Linked DNA regions of Mus musculus: region 1 is linked to region 2. The links are chromatin loops, found by intact Hi-C in ENCODE. Cell type or tissue: left cerebral cortex. All regions are shown on one strand. Links, peaks and the distances in the headings refer to the core of each region. The heading gives the core; the rest is flanking DNA.

Evidence for each region. Hi-C counts contacts between places; a loop is a spot of excess contacts. Peaks named below come from ENCODE experiments on the same cell type or tissue, not always from the same donor. Only the 100,000 strongest peaks of a DNase experiment are listed, where the experiment ranks them.
Region 1: a loop joins it to region 2, with 4 times the contacts of the local background. A loop is called at or near these places in 10 of 42 quality-filtered maps.

What each region holds. Positions count from the first base shown.
Region 1 is chrX:20,054,271-20,062,606 of GRCm38, reverse strand. It overlaps Chst7 (carbohydrate (N-acetylglucosamino) sulfotransferase 7), which reads right to left and starts at 3,037. Exons shown (of 2, transcript NM_021715.1): 1 at 1,399-3,037. The coding sequence starts at 2,891. The coding sequence ends at 1,437. In left cerebral cortex, for the core only: CTCF peaks have their summits at 1,975, 2,182 and 3,427 (motif pointing right); DNase peaks (open chromatin) are centred at 761, 1,694, 2,201 and 3,111; H3K4me3 peaks cover 1,915 bases.
Region 2 is chrX:20,154,133-20,162,468 of GRCm38, reverse strand. It overlaps Slc9a7 (solute carrier family 9 (sodium/hydrogen exchanger), member 7), which reads left to right. Exons shown (of 17, transcript NM_177353.4): 8 at 1-35; 9 at 237-325; 10 at 428-541; 11 at 2,726-2,837; 12 at 3,501-3,654. Among named protein-coding and RNA genes, the nearest start is that of Chst7, 99 kb to the right of the region's middle. In left cerebral cortex, for the core only: CTCF peaks have their summits at 593 (motif pointing left) and 4,721 (motif pointing right); DNase peaks (open chromatin) are centred at 550, 2,026 and 4,760; H3K27ac peaks cover 448 bases.

The DNA.
Region 1 (8,336 bases), core at 230-8,229, 100 kb after region 2:
TTGTTAAGATGAGGAGTCACCCTGTGTCTTACTTTCCTTCTCTATGAAAATCAGGAAAGAAGACAGACTTCCTAGCAATTACAAAAACTGATTTGATTACTGGGAGAAGCAAATTCAATTAGCCAGCTTCCCCAAACCACTCTACTAACCAAAAAGAAAAAAGAAAAAAAAATCCATCTTCATTAACATCTTCAACCTTTGTCCCTCCAGTCCATCCCCAGGGAATACTGAATTACACTATAAAATAATGAATGGAAACTTAAGTCACTTCCGGCCTTCCTGCAATGCTTTTCTTCCTCCTCTGGTCTGCACTGTACAGAAGGCAGCAGGCACTCTTCCAATTCACAGGGTTTGGGGAAATGCATTCCCATGCCACTGACTAGATTCCTATGGTGAGCATCATACAGAACAGTCTTCCCTTGGCCCAGTGTTACACGCCATCTGTTAACTCAATACTGGACACATATAGAGAGAGCCTTTTTGAGGCCATTTTAGCAACCACTTTATAGAAAATGGCAAAAAAAGAGGGGTTTACTTGACAAATTGTTAACTGCCAGTCTAAAGCCCCATCTATCAAAAAAAAAAAAATGCCATGATGAAGTTGGGGAAAACCCAGCCCAGCCTTCTTAGAGCACCAGAGGAAGCTGATCAAGCAGCTTTTGTGACCTGTGGTCAGATATCCTGCAAACAGCAGTCAGCCTCTGAGAGAGGGGAAGAGAAGAGGGAAAAGGGCCCACGAAGCCAGGGGAAAGGAATGTCAGTTCTACTTGTTTGTAATAGGGTTGGAAACACACAAATGTGTTGCAAGAGCTGCCTTACTGTGCCTGTGTGCTTAGTACCCAGGAGGAGAGCCCTGGAGCTGTAGAAGAGAAAGACAAAGAAATATCAGACAGAAAAATTAAGGATAAATAGGAGCAAAAATTCAAACTTTTTCACAACACCTTGTTTTTGCTTTTCTTTTGACAGCAGACAACCATGGCAAAATGTTGTCCCACAGGATAAACAGGCATATGCCTGGAAGGACTTCCTAAACCCTATACTCCACTCCATGTTAGTTACCTTTCTCAAGTTGCATTGGGGTGCTTTAGACTTTCTCTACTGGCTTTGGACTTTAGATGCCTTATAAAGGGGGCTGGGAGAGCAGACCTGGAGGCTGCTTCAGCTACCTTTACACAACTTCTCTCACTTCCAAGACCTCCTCTGAGAAGGTAAGGAACGAACTCACTGAAGCACCTCAAATCTATCAAACAAGACATGATCTTGGATGTGATCTGATAGCTTGTGATTCAGGACAGCATTGACCCCTCTAACCACCCTTCAACTCCCCTCCCCGAACCCCGCTGGTTGTTTCAGGATTCCCCCTCCCCAAATACTGTTCCTTATACTGTGTCACTTTACCTGAATACGCCCCGGGGCAGGGTTCAGGGATCAGGGTATTACACAGCCCAATTGGCCTTGGTCTCCAGTGGTGTCTCCCCTTCCCTGACGGTCTTCCTGTCGCGTTCGTCCCCACTTCGAGGGTAGGCAAGCAGACGCATGGCAGGGGCGCAGGCGGTTTCCACTTGGCGCACCTGCTCTTGGCTCAGACGTTCGCGCCAGGCGTGCACAGCCTCTCGGGCGTCCCGCGCAGACAAGTGGAAGGGACGATCGGCGCCGTAGGCCGAGCCCCGCGTCATATTGAATGCGAAGGCATCAAGCGCGGCGAGTGTCCGCAACCCAGAGAAGCGCAGCAGGCGGCGCAGCTGGGCTTGGGGCTGCCACACCAGGTCCTCATAACGCAGCCGCAGGTAGCGACGCCTCAGCCAGGCGGGCGCGCCGCGGGTGAATAGCAGGTCGCGAAGCCACGCTTCACAGATCACCTCAAGCGCGCTGGTTAAGAAGAAATCAGCGCGTGGCGCCGAGGGCAGAGCCCGGGCCTGGCCTCCCGGACGGGCATCCACTCCATGCGCCAGCAGCACCCGGTGGAAGTGGTCGCCCCTCTGGCGCGTGCGCAGCACCTGGATGCTTTCGCGCAGCAGTCCCTGCCTCGACTTGAGGCGCGAGTTGTGCACGGCCCGAGGGTCTCGGAAGAGTTGCACCACCTTTAGGTTGAGGCCTGGGTCACGCAGCAGAGGGACCAGCACTCCCAGGTCCAGTAGCCGCACGTCTTTGATGACCACCACCGGGTACTTGCGGCACTCGGCCTCCAGGGCGCGGAGCGAAACGGGCGGGCAGGTACTTTCGCAGGCTTTGTCCTCGACGAGTCCCACGTCCGCGCGTGCCCGGGGCGCGGCGGGGCACAGAGGCGGCGAGCAGATGACCTTGTTGGTCCGCCAGCGGAAAAGCATGGCCGTGGTGAGGTTGGCCGAGTCCGGTGCTCGCTCCCCAGGGTCCCCAGGCTGCGCGTACAGGCGCAGCACAGAGAAATCACAGCGGAAGAGGGAGCGCAGCATGTCTCTTAGTGCGCCCTGCAGGCTCTCCGCGTCGCCCGGATACAGTGCCTGCCACAGATGCCACATGGGCTCGTACAAGTAGAAAACGTCCGGGTGCTGGTTGAAGAGTTCGCCCAAGAAGGACGAGCCGGTGCGCCAGGTGGCATGCACATAGATGTGTTGCTTTTCCTGGGTCACCGCCTCACCGACGGCGCTGAGGTTGCCGGGGGACCCGGGGGATCGATCCGGGTTTCCTTCGGCCAGGGACCGCACCTCAGCGCCCTGCTCACGTTCCCCGGCCGCCGCCGCCTCCAGGCTCCACACACCCAAGCTGCGCTGCAGGCCGGGGCAGTTCCTGCCCTTGTCCTGCTCGCTGTGGCTGTCCAGTACAGAGGGGACAAGAAGTAGCAAAAGCGTGTACAGCGCCAAGAGCAGCGTGAACTTGCAATACTCTCGGCGCCGCCGCCGCCGGCCCTTCATAGTTCACCGAATCCTCACTCTCCCCACCCAGAGCAGAGTAGGCGCCTGCTGGTTCTGTCCAGAAAACCCAGCCCAAAGTCCTCGGCTCCGGCCTCTTCGGGTCTCCCTCAATGTTGGGTGGAGCGGAGTGGAGCAGCCGGGCGGTGTATCCACTACAGGAAACTTGGGAGGCAGTGGTGGCGGCACACTCAGCCTCCTTCTTGGCTCAGCCTCTTGAGAGCGCTCATTGGCCGGTTCAGCAGCTGCAGGCCCTGCCCATGGTACCCGAAACTTCTCCCCGCCCACTTACGCTCTGCTCCTGGGTTTGCTCAACGCCGGGCTAGAGCTGGACAGGGCTGCCACAGGGCAGGGACACCCTCTGGGGTGCACTGAGTGTACTCCACCTTTCCCTAACTCCTTCAAAACGAATTTAAGTTTGCTAACCAACCAACTTCAGGCAAGGGAGAGTCACAATGTGTACAGAAGGCATCCAGTGACTGGACATGATTCCCCACCTGGAGAATGACACTTTTTTTCTTCCTGTTTTGGTCCCAGCAGAATCCAGAAGAGGGCACTGGATCACCAGAAACAAGAGTTGCAGATGGGTGTAATCAGAGCTATAGGTGTTTCAAACCAAACTTGGGTCTCCAGTAAGTGGTCTTAATCACTGAACTAATTCTCCAGCCCTTCTCTTGTATTCCTTATATATGAAAACTATTTATTTTGTATTTGTCAATCATTGTTTCTTGCCCACAATTCTCACACTTTCCAGCCACTTGTATATATATTCTTTATTTCTGATCCACCTTGCCCACTCCCTTTACATTTTTCTCAAATCTTCGTGTTCATCTAAAAGACTATGGGCAATTCTCTCTCTCTCTCTCTCTCTCTCAAATTATATTCGTGTGTGTGTGTGTGTGTGTGTGTGTGTGTGTGTGCGTGCGTGCCTGTGTGCCTGTGTGTGCACATGTATGGAGGTCAGAGGACAACATGAGGGAGTTGGTTCTCTTCTCTCATCTTGCATGTCCTGGAGACTGGCGATTGAACTCAGGTTGCTAGGATCAGCTCTAGGCAAGTGCTCTCACTGAGCCATCTTACTGGTCCTGTGCCATTATTTTAATAACACTCATGGCAATAAACTAAACTTCCTTGCCTTCTGTCATTCATTACTCCCCTAGAAAAGCCATTCTTTCCCAAACCCACAAACACAATTGCAAAACATTCCATAAAGGACATGTTTACACCAAGAGAAATTTAACACCATTAACCTCAGACATCCTGTCAATTCCAAATCTCAAGCCTCTAGGACTATTCAAAATTCTCTGCTCTTCTCCAACCAGGGGTACCACTGCACTCCTTTCCCAACAGTGTCATTACTTGCTACTTTTTTGTCAGAAGAAACCATGTTGAACCTCTTCATTTTCCATCAGTAACATTCACTCACTTATGTATTAATCTCCTTTGTAGCAAGGATACTATTTTGCAACATAAAATTAATAGCTTCCATTATATTTTTCCTTTTCCCTTTTTAAGCAAAAAAGGTTGCTCTGGGCTCACTTGGGGAGAAATATATGGCTGAGCAGAATGTAAATAACTTCTGTTGTTAGTTATAAAAACCTCAAGCCCAGTAATGGAGACAATAAAATTACAATTATCCTCCTCCAACTGTCCCTTTTGGCTTTATCTTCCAACACTAACTCTGAGATGGGAGAGGGACCTGGAGTCACAGCTCAGTTGATAGATAGTTGTGTGCCTCTGTGGGCCCATAGTGAGATATCCCTTCCTCCACTGAGGTACCAGCTGTACAATGGTATAGTATAGAATAGAGTTTATTCACGGCATGGGGAGGGTAGCTGAGAGGGTAGTAGAGACAGAGAAAGGCAGAGCAAGAGAAGAGACGAGTAGAGACTGGTCGTGAGCATGTGGAAGGGGGGAGGGGAATGGGGAGAGAGGGAAAAGAGGGTAAGGGTTAGCAAGGGCAGGAGAGAAAGAGAGAGGATGGGGCAAGTAGCTCCTTTTATAATGAGTCAGGCACACCTGGATATTTCCTGGTAACTGTGGGGCAGAGCCTAGACTAAATGCCAACATTACCCTGTTTTGGTTTAATTAAAAAAGGAAAATTTTGAAAAAGGCGATGGTGGAGCAGGAATAGGGTCATCATTGTGATCCTTAGCTACTTCCTGCTGACTCTGAGGTGACATGTCTCTAGGAAACCTAAGAAAATGGGTAATGGGATGTGGTCCTGCCTTAGGAGAGTTGGCTGTTTCCTTGCTATCTAGGGTCTGTGGAGCCATCTGTGGATAGATAGGAAAGAGCAGGTCCAGTAGAAACATCTGCATCTATGAGAGGAGATTGGAGCATCTGAGGGTGACTTCTCTGGAGCTCTCCTGGATGAATTAAATGCCTGGATGTGACAAGATGCTGAACACTCACACACACACACACACACACACACACACGCACACGCACACGCACACGCACACACACTATAGGTAGAGAATAAAGTTAAGTACGTTTGGGAGGGAACATTTATTTCTTTGGAAGTACATTTGAAACCCTTAGGTCTTGGTGGTTGTGGGTGAGGTAATTCCCAATTTCAGGGCACAGGAGATGAATTCTACCCTCTGGAGTAGGTAGATGTGCTTATTTGGATGGAGTCTATTTGGTCCATGAGAGGTAGTTATGAGTGGGTTTCCTGTAGCTTACACATTTACAAAGGAGATAGATTTGTTAACATTAACAGTCTTTAAGATGAGCTTAGGGAAAACAAAACCTTTTCGTGGAGCAGAAGGAGCAAGAAGGGCTTTTTTCTTCTGTCTAGGGGACTGGATATGTATACATTTAGCATAAAGAGAAACAATTTTAAATTTATATTTGTGGAACAAAGAAAACTCAAAACATTGACCTTGTGAATATTATAGTTGATCATATAGTTTAGCAAGAAAACCACATTAAGTCTATAGTTAAAAGGCAACCAAGGGAAACTTACATTTGAGCATGATATCTTATAGTGTAGATTCAGCACAAGAAAGACTTTAAGACAATCAAAGAGAATTTAAAATTTGAACTTGTGTTTATACAGTTGGATCATATAGTAGAATGTTTTATTAGAGTTAGGCTAATTTATATGAACTCTATTGGTTAATGTTAGGACAATGGCATAAGAAGGGGAGCATTTAGTGATGGGAAACTGAGTTTACATAAGGAAGTAACAGGTTACATCTGTGAAAACTTACATCTGAACTTGTGTATCCTTTATCGTGAAGTCTGTAAGAAACCTGGCAGTCTTAGGTAGTTAATGAATTTATTAATGAGCTAATATAGTGGCAGATTACCTTAGGATAAGGAACTAGGTCTGATTTTTAAAAAATTTTTAAAACTTTATTAATCATCCCATTGTTTACATCTCAAATGATATCCCACTTTCTGGTTACCCTGCACCAACCCCTCATCCTATTCCACATCTATCCTCTCCCCGCTCCCCTTTGCCTGTATGAGGATGCTCCCCCACACACTCCCCCTCTCCCTCTCCCTCCCAACCACCCTCTCCCTCCCCACCTTTTAATCGTCCCCCCACAATGGGGCATCAAACCTCCACTGGACTAAGGGCCTCCTCTCCCATGTTGTCAGGCAAGGCCTTCCTCTGCTAAATATGTATCTGGAACCATGGATCCCTCCCAGTACATTCCTTGGTTGGTGGTCTAGTCTTTGGTAGCACTGGGTGGTCCAGCACGCCTATGTTGTTCTTTCTATGGGGTTGAAATCCCCCGCTATTCCTCTAATCCTTCCACCAGCTCCCCCACTGGGTTTCCTGAGCTCAGTCTGATGGTTGGCTCCAAGTATCTATATCTGCATTGGTCAGTTGCTGGCCAAACCTCCCACAGAACCACCACACCAGGTTCCTGTCAGCAAGCACCTCTTGACCATAGCAACAGTGTGGGGTTTGGTGTCTGCAGACATGATAGATCCCCAGGTGGGGCAGTCCCCAGAGAGTCCTTCAGTCTCTGTTCCATTTTTTTGTCCCTGTTCTTCCTTTGGACAGGAACATTTCTGGGTTAAAACTTTGAGATAGACAGCCCCATCCCTAGACCAGGTGCTATGCATATCTACTGGAGGTGGTCTCTACAGGTTCTATCTCCCTCTTCTCTGCATATTTCAGCTAAATAAAATATAAAGTCATGCCCATTGGGTCCTGAGAGTCTCATGTTTCCCCAGTGTCTGGTATCCTCCAGTGGCTATCCCCAGTTCCTCATGCCCGGTGTTACATATTTTTGTTCAATTTCCTGACCCTCTGTACCTCTCTCACATCCCCTCCAGTTCCTGATACTGTCTCCCCCCATTTCCTTCCACCTTCCCCCTTCCCCCCACATCTCCCTCTCCCTCAACTTCCCACGATCATTCTAGGTCTGTTTTCTAGCTGTCAAGCTACAGTTACCTTAGCTGTCAATATAGTCAGAAATCTGGGGAAGAATAAATTATAATCTAGGAGTCATGTATTAATTAAAATGACAGAGTTTGATCTATGGTCCACTACCTAAACAGTTCCGAGGTCCCTGTGATCTCCATGGCAACTTGGGCAGAGTCAGTCTGGCTGCCAGAAGATGAAAAGCTTTTTTTTTTCCCTTTTTCCTGTGGAGTAGATAAGTGTGAAATGAGAAATGACCCACCTTGACTTAGGTAATATGAAACATTTGACTCTCAGGGTATCCTGTTTTGTCCGTAGTGTAGACCAAGCCCTGGCAGTGGGCAAGGCAATGGTGGTGTTTTTCAGTGGTCATCATACCACAATCCAGGCAGTCTTGTCAGTGTCCATTATCTTATCAGAGACTTTGGGGGGGTAACTGTCAGGCTTTGAGAGTCTGTCTGTCATAAGCTGAAACATTATTATACTTAGCAGTTTTCTGACAAGATTGCGAGAGAGCAGTATCTATTGAGAAAATCTGAGTTAAGCAACCTGTGTTTGTTTAATTACTTGTTTGAGAATGTATCTAGCCAATAGAGTACATTATAGCTTAAGGACAGTAGCAAAATTAAGGCTAAACATATATTTAAGGCAGTGATCTTTAACCTTTTATTGTTTAAAAAAATCTTTATTTACCAAGGCAGGATATAATGAAAACCTTCTCTTAATTGTTAAATGACTTTGACAGGTTGTATCAGTAGAGAAAACCACATGAAGAGATACACACAGAAAGAGACAAATGGTAGAGTTTTGTCTAGTGTACACTTGGCTTAGAGTTGATGTGAACCAGAATGGAAAGAAATTGGAGGGCTGACAGGGGTAACGTGAGACCATGGAGTGGGGTCCATGCAAGTGTGTCTGGGAGGGTTCAGGCCTGTGCCATGGACTGAGTGGGTAGGCACACAGGCTCATTTCCCAACCTGTGCCACAGAGTAGCTTGGGTAGTAGGGTGGCTGACAATGGCCTGGGGACACATCTATGGGAACACGGTACAAGTATGGGAG
Region 2 (8,336 bases), core at 223-8,222:
TACCTTTCTCCTGGCGGAAGCCTGTGGGTTTACAGGTAGGTTTACTGCTGGGCTGCAGCAGGGCCTGTAAGAGAGGGAGGGAGAGAGGAAAAGAGGGAGGAGCAGATGAAAGGCGGTAGGGGGAGGGAGGGAAGGAGGATTGGAGTTAGGCAAGTCTCGCATGCCATGGATTTTCATGTCAGTAGATTTTTTTGGTCTCGTCTTTCCCATTGACGTTTAGAAACTCTTTTTGACAGGTGTTGTAGCTGTCCTTTTCTGTGGGATTACACAAGCTCATTACACATATAACAACCTGTCAGTAGAATCTCGAAGTCGAAGCAAGCAGGTAAGAGTGGTCCTTGAGCCCGCTGGGCTGCCAAGTAGCTGGACAGGAGGAATGCAGCCAGGAATGCAGTGTTCACAGCCTCCCTTTTCCTTCTTCCTGCAGCTTTTTGAGGTGTTACACTTCCTGGCAGAGAACTTCATCTTTTCCTACATGGGCCTGGCACTGTTCACCTTCCAGAAACACGTTTTCAGCCCCATTTTCATCATCGGTGCTTTTGTATCCTTTTCCTATTTGACATTGTAGACAGAAGTGACCTCTGCTGGGAAAGGCATGCAACTACTAAGAGGATTCTGACTCTGATTAGAATGGGTAGCTGGGTCCGTTCTAGTTCAGTGTATTTGTAGTGGGGTAGGGAGTGGGGGTGGGAAGCTTCCTAAAGCTGAATATATTTGATTTCTAGGGCTGTCTTTTTTTTTCTGGCATTCTCTGTTCTAAGCTAGTGTTTGTTGGGCAGTCATTTGTTTTGTAGAGTTCTGTCCTGATTAGATCTAAAAGTCAATAACCATGCCAGACCCCAGAATTATTGTAGATATGCTATTGTCGCTATTGTCATGTCAGCTGTAACAGAGTCAGTTCCCTGGTTCTAGTGATTAGAAGGTTCCACTCTTCTTGCTCTCAGCTGCAGATTCTAGCTTGGGTAGCCCCAACCCATGCTGCCTTTGTGTGTGTGTAGACAGTGTCCATACTTTCAGCTAAGCTGCCCTGCCCCTTAGATTATGCTGGGAGAGACTTCTTTGTTTTTTCTAAAACAGGAAGGAAGAGAGGTTTGAAAGAAGGAAGAGATGAGGAAAAAAGAACAGATAAAAAACTGATAGAATTGAAGGGGAGGAGGAAGGAATGAGAAAGAGGATGAGAAGAAAAGATAAAACTTCTTTGACGTCAACCCTTGGGGATGTAATATTTCAGAAGTGGGGCATTTTGGGTGCTTGGGTTAGATAGGAGGGAGGGATGTGAGTGCCCTGGAGTGGCTCAGCAGCTGATGGCTTTGCTCACATGGTCTTAGATACCATTGTACTATTGTCACTGAAGTCACTTTTCTGGGGCAGGATTTTTAAGATCTGTTCCTATTGATTTTTTACATTTATTTATTTATTTATTTAGCCTTTTCAAGGCCTCATGGGAATCCTTAACTCTTCTAGAAAGAATGTTTTTTTTCTTCTGGGAATTTGGTTTCATGTGCAAGAGTGTAGGGCTGCCCCTCCTTAGCTGCTAGATAGTGACAGTGCCAGAATCCTAGTTAGGATCTTACTGAGTGGCTTCACATAGTCACTAAAAAACAGCTTAATTTCCGTGGGATTGGCTTTCCTTCACTAAGACTTGGCATGTTGCTTTGATTTGTATTTCCTGCATGGCATCCTGGAAGAGATAGTGGGAGGAGGGCCTTGTTTACAGATCAGGGCCTCTTGGCTGGGTGAGCCACATCCTCTGCGAGTCCAAAAAGGCTTCTGACCACTTGAGGCTTTTTCTTTCACCTCTGAGTAGAATGTGCTTTACAAGCACTGTCATTTCCTTTTGTTAACAACAAAATCAAACAAGGAAAGGAGAAAGAAAAAACAAAAAAGGCAGAAAAACACTTTGCACTTTACCCTGGAGGAAGTAGAAGATAGTTTGTCCCTGGCTTCTGTCTGAGACAGCTGTGGCTCCTGCAGCTGGTGCATTGCTGGACGGAAGCTCTGTTTGCTGGCTCCTGTCTGAGTTTCCTTCTCTGACCAGGGGATTGGGCAGCTCTCTCTGTTGGGTGCTGTTTAAACTTGGCAAGGAAAAGATGACCAGTTTCCCTGAATTCTTTGCTTTTCACAGCAGAACCCCTTTTTCTTATTCATCCTTTTCTACATTTTACACTCCCAAGGAGCAGTAAAGCTACATAAGCAGAGAACTCTCTCTGCGTTAATTTGTATGAGAGAATGTCTGTTTGTGGTAAGAATACGCAGTTTCTTCACTTCTAATTTTCCTGAGCTCCCTGGGCCTTGAACTCCCTGATGTTTGCTTGCAAATGAAGCTTGTTGGCTCTTTCCCAGCAAACTTTCTACAGTTCGAATCTAGGCTTACTTTTCTTTCTTGCCATTCTCTTTTAAATAGAGCCCAACATAGTGTGTGCTTCATTTAGCCCATGCTCCTGCTATCATACTTTAGATTATTTCTGGGCTCATTTTTTTGAGAAATTGAGGAATCTGCCAATACCAGTTCAGTTTAGTTCAAAAGTTACAATGTGTTTATAAGCTTGAAATTAATGAACTAAGAAGTAGAAAAGTTGACCAAATGACTCCCATTTTGTTGCTGAGGGATTGTTGTAGGGGGAAATCAAGCTTCTCTGAGTAGCTGCTCAAATTTTATGGTCAATCAGAGTGTTTTGAAGTGTCGTTCTGGAAATGTGTTGGCTCCTTATCACCTGGTGGTCAGGTTGCCATCTTCCTGGGAAGAGCTGCACATATCTACCCACTCTCCTTCTTCCTCAACTTGGGCAGAAGGCATAAGATTGGCTGGAATTTTCAACACATGATGATGTTTTCAGGTAAATATATATACATACATGTATATATAAAGAAAATACATTTTATTTAGCCAACAGTGATATGATTAAAATATAATCAACTGGGCTTGGTAGCACATATGTATAATCGCAGACTAGGAAGGGGGAGGTAAAAGGATCAGGAGTTCAAACATGCTTAGGTAAATATTAAATTTGAGGTCAGCCTGTGCTATATAAGACCCTGTCTCAAAAACCCTGCTACAGGTCAACCTGTCTTTTCACTATTCAGTGAGGTACTCTCTCCTTTGCTAAGAAAAATAACACCCTGTTTTCCACAAGTGTGCATCGGATATATTCATACTCAGCCAGCATTTCTGTTGACGGGATAGAAGACGTAGAGAGCTCGTTATTATGCATGTTTCTCTTTCTTTCATCTCACTAGCAAGAGAACCATTTAAATAGTAATAGTAGCCAGTGTTCTAGAATGTGCTGTACAAAATGGTGCTTTTTTTCTCATACTGGAAATTCTGTGAAAGCCAGCTGCAAAGAAGATTGCGCACTTCTAAGGCGATTCTCTCTGGGTTAGACATCCTGGCTCCCAGAGCATGTGGCTAGAACTTTTACCCCCACATGTGACAATTAATTTTGAGGAGTTGTTGCCATGTCCTCACATCACCAGAAGACCTTCCTGTTTGGTTGCCACAGGCCTGAGAGGAGCGATGGCATTTGCACTGGCTATCCGTGACACGGCATCGTATGCCCGCCAGATGATGTTCACAACCACACTGCTCATTGTCTTCTTCACTGTGTGGGTCATTGGTGGAGGCACGACACCCATGTTGTCATGGCTCAATATAAGGTCAGTTTATAACCAAATCAATCTTGTGTCTGAATGTGTCAGTTGTCACTATCCTTGAGAATGTTCAGTGTGCCATGCAGGCTGTACTGGTGAAAGGTTTTCATTCTTTTGGCTTAAGCAATGTGTGTGTGTGTGTTTGAGAGTGTATTTTTTTAAATTAAAATTTGAAGTATGGAGATTTTACAGGATACAAAATTTCATTGAATTCTAAAAAAAGAAAACAATCAAAATAGTCAGCACACACAGGAAATTAGGATGAGCTGGCTCTGACCAGGACAGTGACTTTTGTAGAACAGTTCAAAGTCTTAAAGCTACAGGAAAAAAGGAACAGACATGTAGCCCTGGTGATGTTTCCTGTCTCTTTGTGGTGGAAGCTGGGCCCAGAAGTAGAAGCTCCCTAGCCAGACATTAAAAGACTCAAGTAGAGTTCCCCCCTCCTTAGGAATTTGTACACCATGCCTCTCCTTGCTTCTGGGAGAGAGAGAGAGAGAGAGAGAGAGAGAGAGAGAGAGAGAGAGAGAGAGAGAGAGAGAGAGTAAGAGTGAGTTAGTTTTCTATGTAACCCTCATCTATCATAGCCTTGTGACATCTTTTGTATGTGGTTTTGTCAGGACAGAAGGATGTTGACCAGTTTCTTTCTTTTTCTTTTTTCTTGACCCTCCTGCTTCTACTTCCCAACCACTAGGATTAGAGGCAACTGTCCCCATACCCAGACTCAGGAAATTTTTTTATGAAGGGTGTTTGACTTCTATATTGTGATCTATAGCACCATATAGTCAAAAAGTCACTGACTGAAACAGGAGTCCAGAGACCCACAGCCCAACAATGACTGATCTCTGATCTCTCATGTGTTTGAGGTCCAATTTTCCTCAACGTGAAATGAAGCCTTATGCCAGAGTACAGCCAGGGTTCCCCACATCCAAGTGTTAACTCTGCCTCTGCATTCTGTGTTGCTGAATGTACTCTGGCCACCTGTTGTAGTTTTACCTTTGCACAGGGTGACTATGACCCTTCAACCAGGCATTGGGAAATGAAAATGCCTGAAGAGTCACTCTCTAAAAAGCCACAAGGTGGCGATATATATCTTTCTGTGTTGGTGTTCAGCTTGTTTTCTCTCCTCTGCCAAAGACACTTGAAGCTCCTATATACTGCCAAGGAGAAAAACAGGATTTGAGAGAATAGCTGTTTCCATCTGAGCTGGAAAGGATTAGTGACGATAGGCAGGGATTCCTGGGTTTGGCTATTGCCAGTTATGCCATTTTTGTGCTAGTGTGTCTCAGCTTGCAAATCAAGGCAAGGGCGTCTTGGTGACAATCAGTATCCTCACTAATGCTTTCATTGCACGTGCCGTTTGCATTTCCATGTTAATATATTGGTTCTCACAACATCCCCATAGTGGAGATAATATGGTCTCTGCCCCGGTTGTAGAGTCTTGAGAGGATGAGGCAGGATTGGAATCCGAGAAGTCTTACCATGGCTTGTACACAGTATTGTCCATCAATAAGAGGGGTGTGGTGCTAAAAATTGCTTTCCTCATAACATTTGGAGTGCTTAGAAATTCAACTTCCTAGCTTTGATACTATGGGTTGGATTAAGGAACACAGTCCACCATCCAGTGGAAAAAGACAGCATTTTCAACAAATGGTGCTGGCACAACTGGCAGTTATCATGCAGAAGAATGCGAATTGATCCATTCCTATATCCTTGTACTAAGGTCAAATCTAAGTGGATCAAGGAACTCCACATAAAACCAGAGACACTGAAACTTATAGAGGAGAAAGTGGGGGAAAGCCTCAAAGATATGGGCACAGGGGAAAAATTCCTGAACAGAACAGCAATGGCTTGTGCTGTAAGATCGAGAATTGACAAATGGGACCTCATAAAATTGCAAAGTTTCTGTAAGGCAAAAGACACCATCAATAAGACAAAAAGGCCACCAACAGATTGGGAAAGGATTTTTACCTATCCTAAATCAGATAGGGGACTAATATCCAATATATATAAAGAACTCAAGAAGGTGGACTCCAGAAAATCAAATAACACCATTAAAAAATGGGGCTGAGAGCTAAACAAAAAATTCTCACCTGAGGAATACCGAATGGCTGAAAAGCACCTGAAAAACTGTTCAGCATCCTTAATCATCAGGGAAATGCAAATCAAAACAACCCTGAGATTCCACCTCACACCAGTCACAATGGCTAAGATCAAAAATTCAGGTGACAGCAGATGCTGGCGTGGATGTGGAGAAAGAGAAACACTCCTCCATTGTTGGTGGGATTGCAAGCTTGTACAACCACTCTGGAAATCAGTCTGGCGGTTCCTCAGAAAATTGGACATAGTACTACCGGAGGATCCCACTATACCTCTCCTGTGCATATATCCAGAAGATGTTCCAACCGGTAAGAAGGACACATGCTCCACTATGTTCATAGCAGCCTTATTTATAATAGCCAGAAGCTGGAAAGAACCCAGATGCCCCTCAACAGAGGAATGGATACAGAAAATGTGGTACATTTACACAATGGAGTACTACTCAGCTATTAAAAAGAATGAATTTATGAAATTCCTAGGCAAATGGATGGACCTGGAGGCCATTATCCTGAATGAGGTAACCCAATCACAAAAGAACTTAAATGATATGTACTCACTGATAAGTGGATATTAGCCCAGAAACTTAGAATATCCAAGATAGAAGATACAATTTGCTAAACATATGAAGCTCTTGAAGAACGAAGACCAAGGTGTGGATACTTTTCCCCTTCTTGGAATTGGGAGCAAGGCACCCATGGAAGGAGCTACAGAGACAGAGTTTGGAGCTGAGACTAAAGGATGGACCATCTAGAGACTGCCATACCCGGGGATCCATCCCATAATCAGCCTCCAAATGCTGACACCATTGCATACACTAGCAAGATTTTGCTGAAAGGACCCTGATATAGCTGTCTTTTGTGAGACTATGCCCAGGCGTAGCAATGACATAAGTGGTTGCTCACAGTCAGCTATTGGATGGATCACAGGGTCCCCAATGGAGGAGCTGGAGGAAGTACCCAGGGAGCTGGGGGGATCTTCCACCCTATAGGTGGAACAACAATATGAACTAACCAGTACCCCCTCCCCCCCACCAGAGCTCGTGTCTCTAGCTGCATATGTATCAGAAGATGCCCTGGTCGGTCATCAGTGGAAAGAGAGGCCCATTGTTTGTGCAGACCTTATATGCCTCAGTACAGGGGAACGCCAGCGCCAAGAGGTGGGAGTGGGTGGGGGTGGGAGGGTGGGGGGGGACTTTTGGTATAGCATTTGAAATGTAAATGAAATAAATACCTAATAATAATAATAATAATGAACAAAAACATAAAAACAAACAGAAAAAAAAGAAACACAGCCCATTCTTGGGAATATGGACCTGAAGAAAGAAAATATACTTATGTGGCTTTCAATTTGAGACACCAGTCTTTGTTCTTTGTAGCAGCATGAGGACAAGACACTGCGATTGACACTGTGTATCATGTATAACCCTGAGAGTCTTTGCATTCTGTGACCTGTGAAGTTATTTTATGCCAGATTTCAGATTTTGGAGTAGGGGTGCTCATCTTGTGTAGAGAATTATTAGATAGGTAATAAATAATTTTGTAATTTCTTCAGACACTCTGATATTTGTACTCATTGGGCTTTTGAAAATATTGAATAATACTATAAGCTATATGAATGATACTATGTTATATGAATAATAGCTATGTTGAATAATAAAATATAGCTATAATACTATATATACTATATTGAGGAGTTTTTGAAAACTTGAAGTCTTATAATTAATTTCTCATTCCATTCATAAAAATTCACTTATGTATTCAGAAAACATTCACAGTTATACCTAATTTTATATGAGTACTTTAAAGCATCTCCCTTAATTATATAAAGGCTCCAGGCTTCTCATTTTTTTGCTATTCCCAGGAATTGTAGAGAACACAAACTTCAAAGATGCATTAAAAACTATAACTCACCATCATGTAACTAGGAACAAAGGCAAAATATCTGACTTTATTAATGCTAGTGATAGAACTCAAGGCTTCAAGCATGCTAGGCAAGTGCTGTTCCAGTGAGACATATCCCCATGATCTAACCTCTTTAATCCCTTCTTTACCTACAGAACATATATCATGAATATATAATTGGGTTTTTGAAATTTTGTTCCTGACCTCCCTATGGATAATAAACCTTGCAGATGCTGAAGGTTTTTATAAAAGTGGGGTAGTATTTGTCCAGAACCCATGCCCATCATCTCAAACACATTAAATGATATCAAAAAGCTTTTGAGATTTCCTACAGTGTAAATGTTATATAAACAACTATAGTACCATGCTGTTTTGAGAATTATGACAAGAGAAAAGATTTATATGCTCAGCACATAAGCAATTTTGGGAGATATTTTAAATCTTGGGTTGATTAGATTTCCAGACAGAGCTTATAGATATAAAGGGCCAACTGTACACAAAGCACAGAACAAGGCTTCTCAAGCAAGAAGTGTTGGTTATCAGACAGCTAATAAACAGGAGTTCATCATTTTCTTAGTCTCTCTGATATTGGTTGTATCTATCATGGAGTTTTGAAATGTTAATACTATGAAACTTATTAGGAGTTTTTGAAAACTTTGAAGTGTATTACAGTTTATTTCTCATACCATT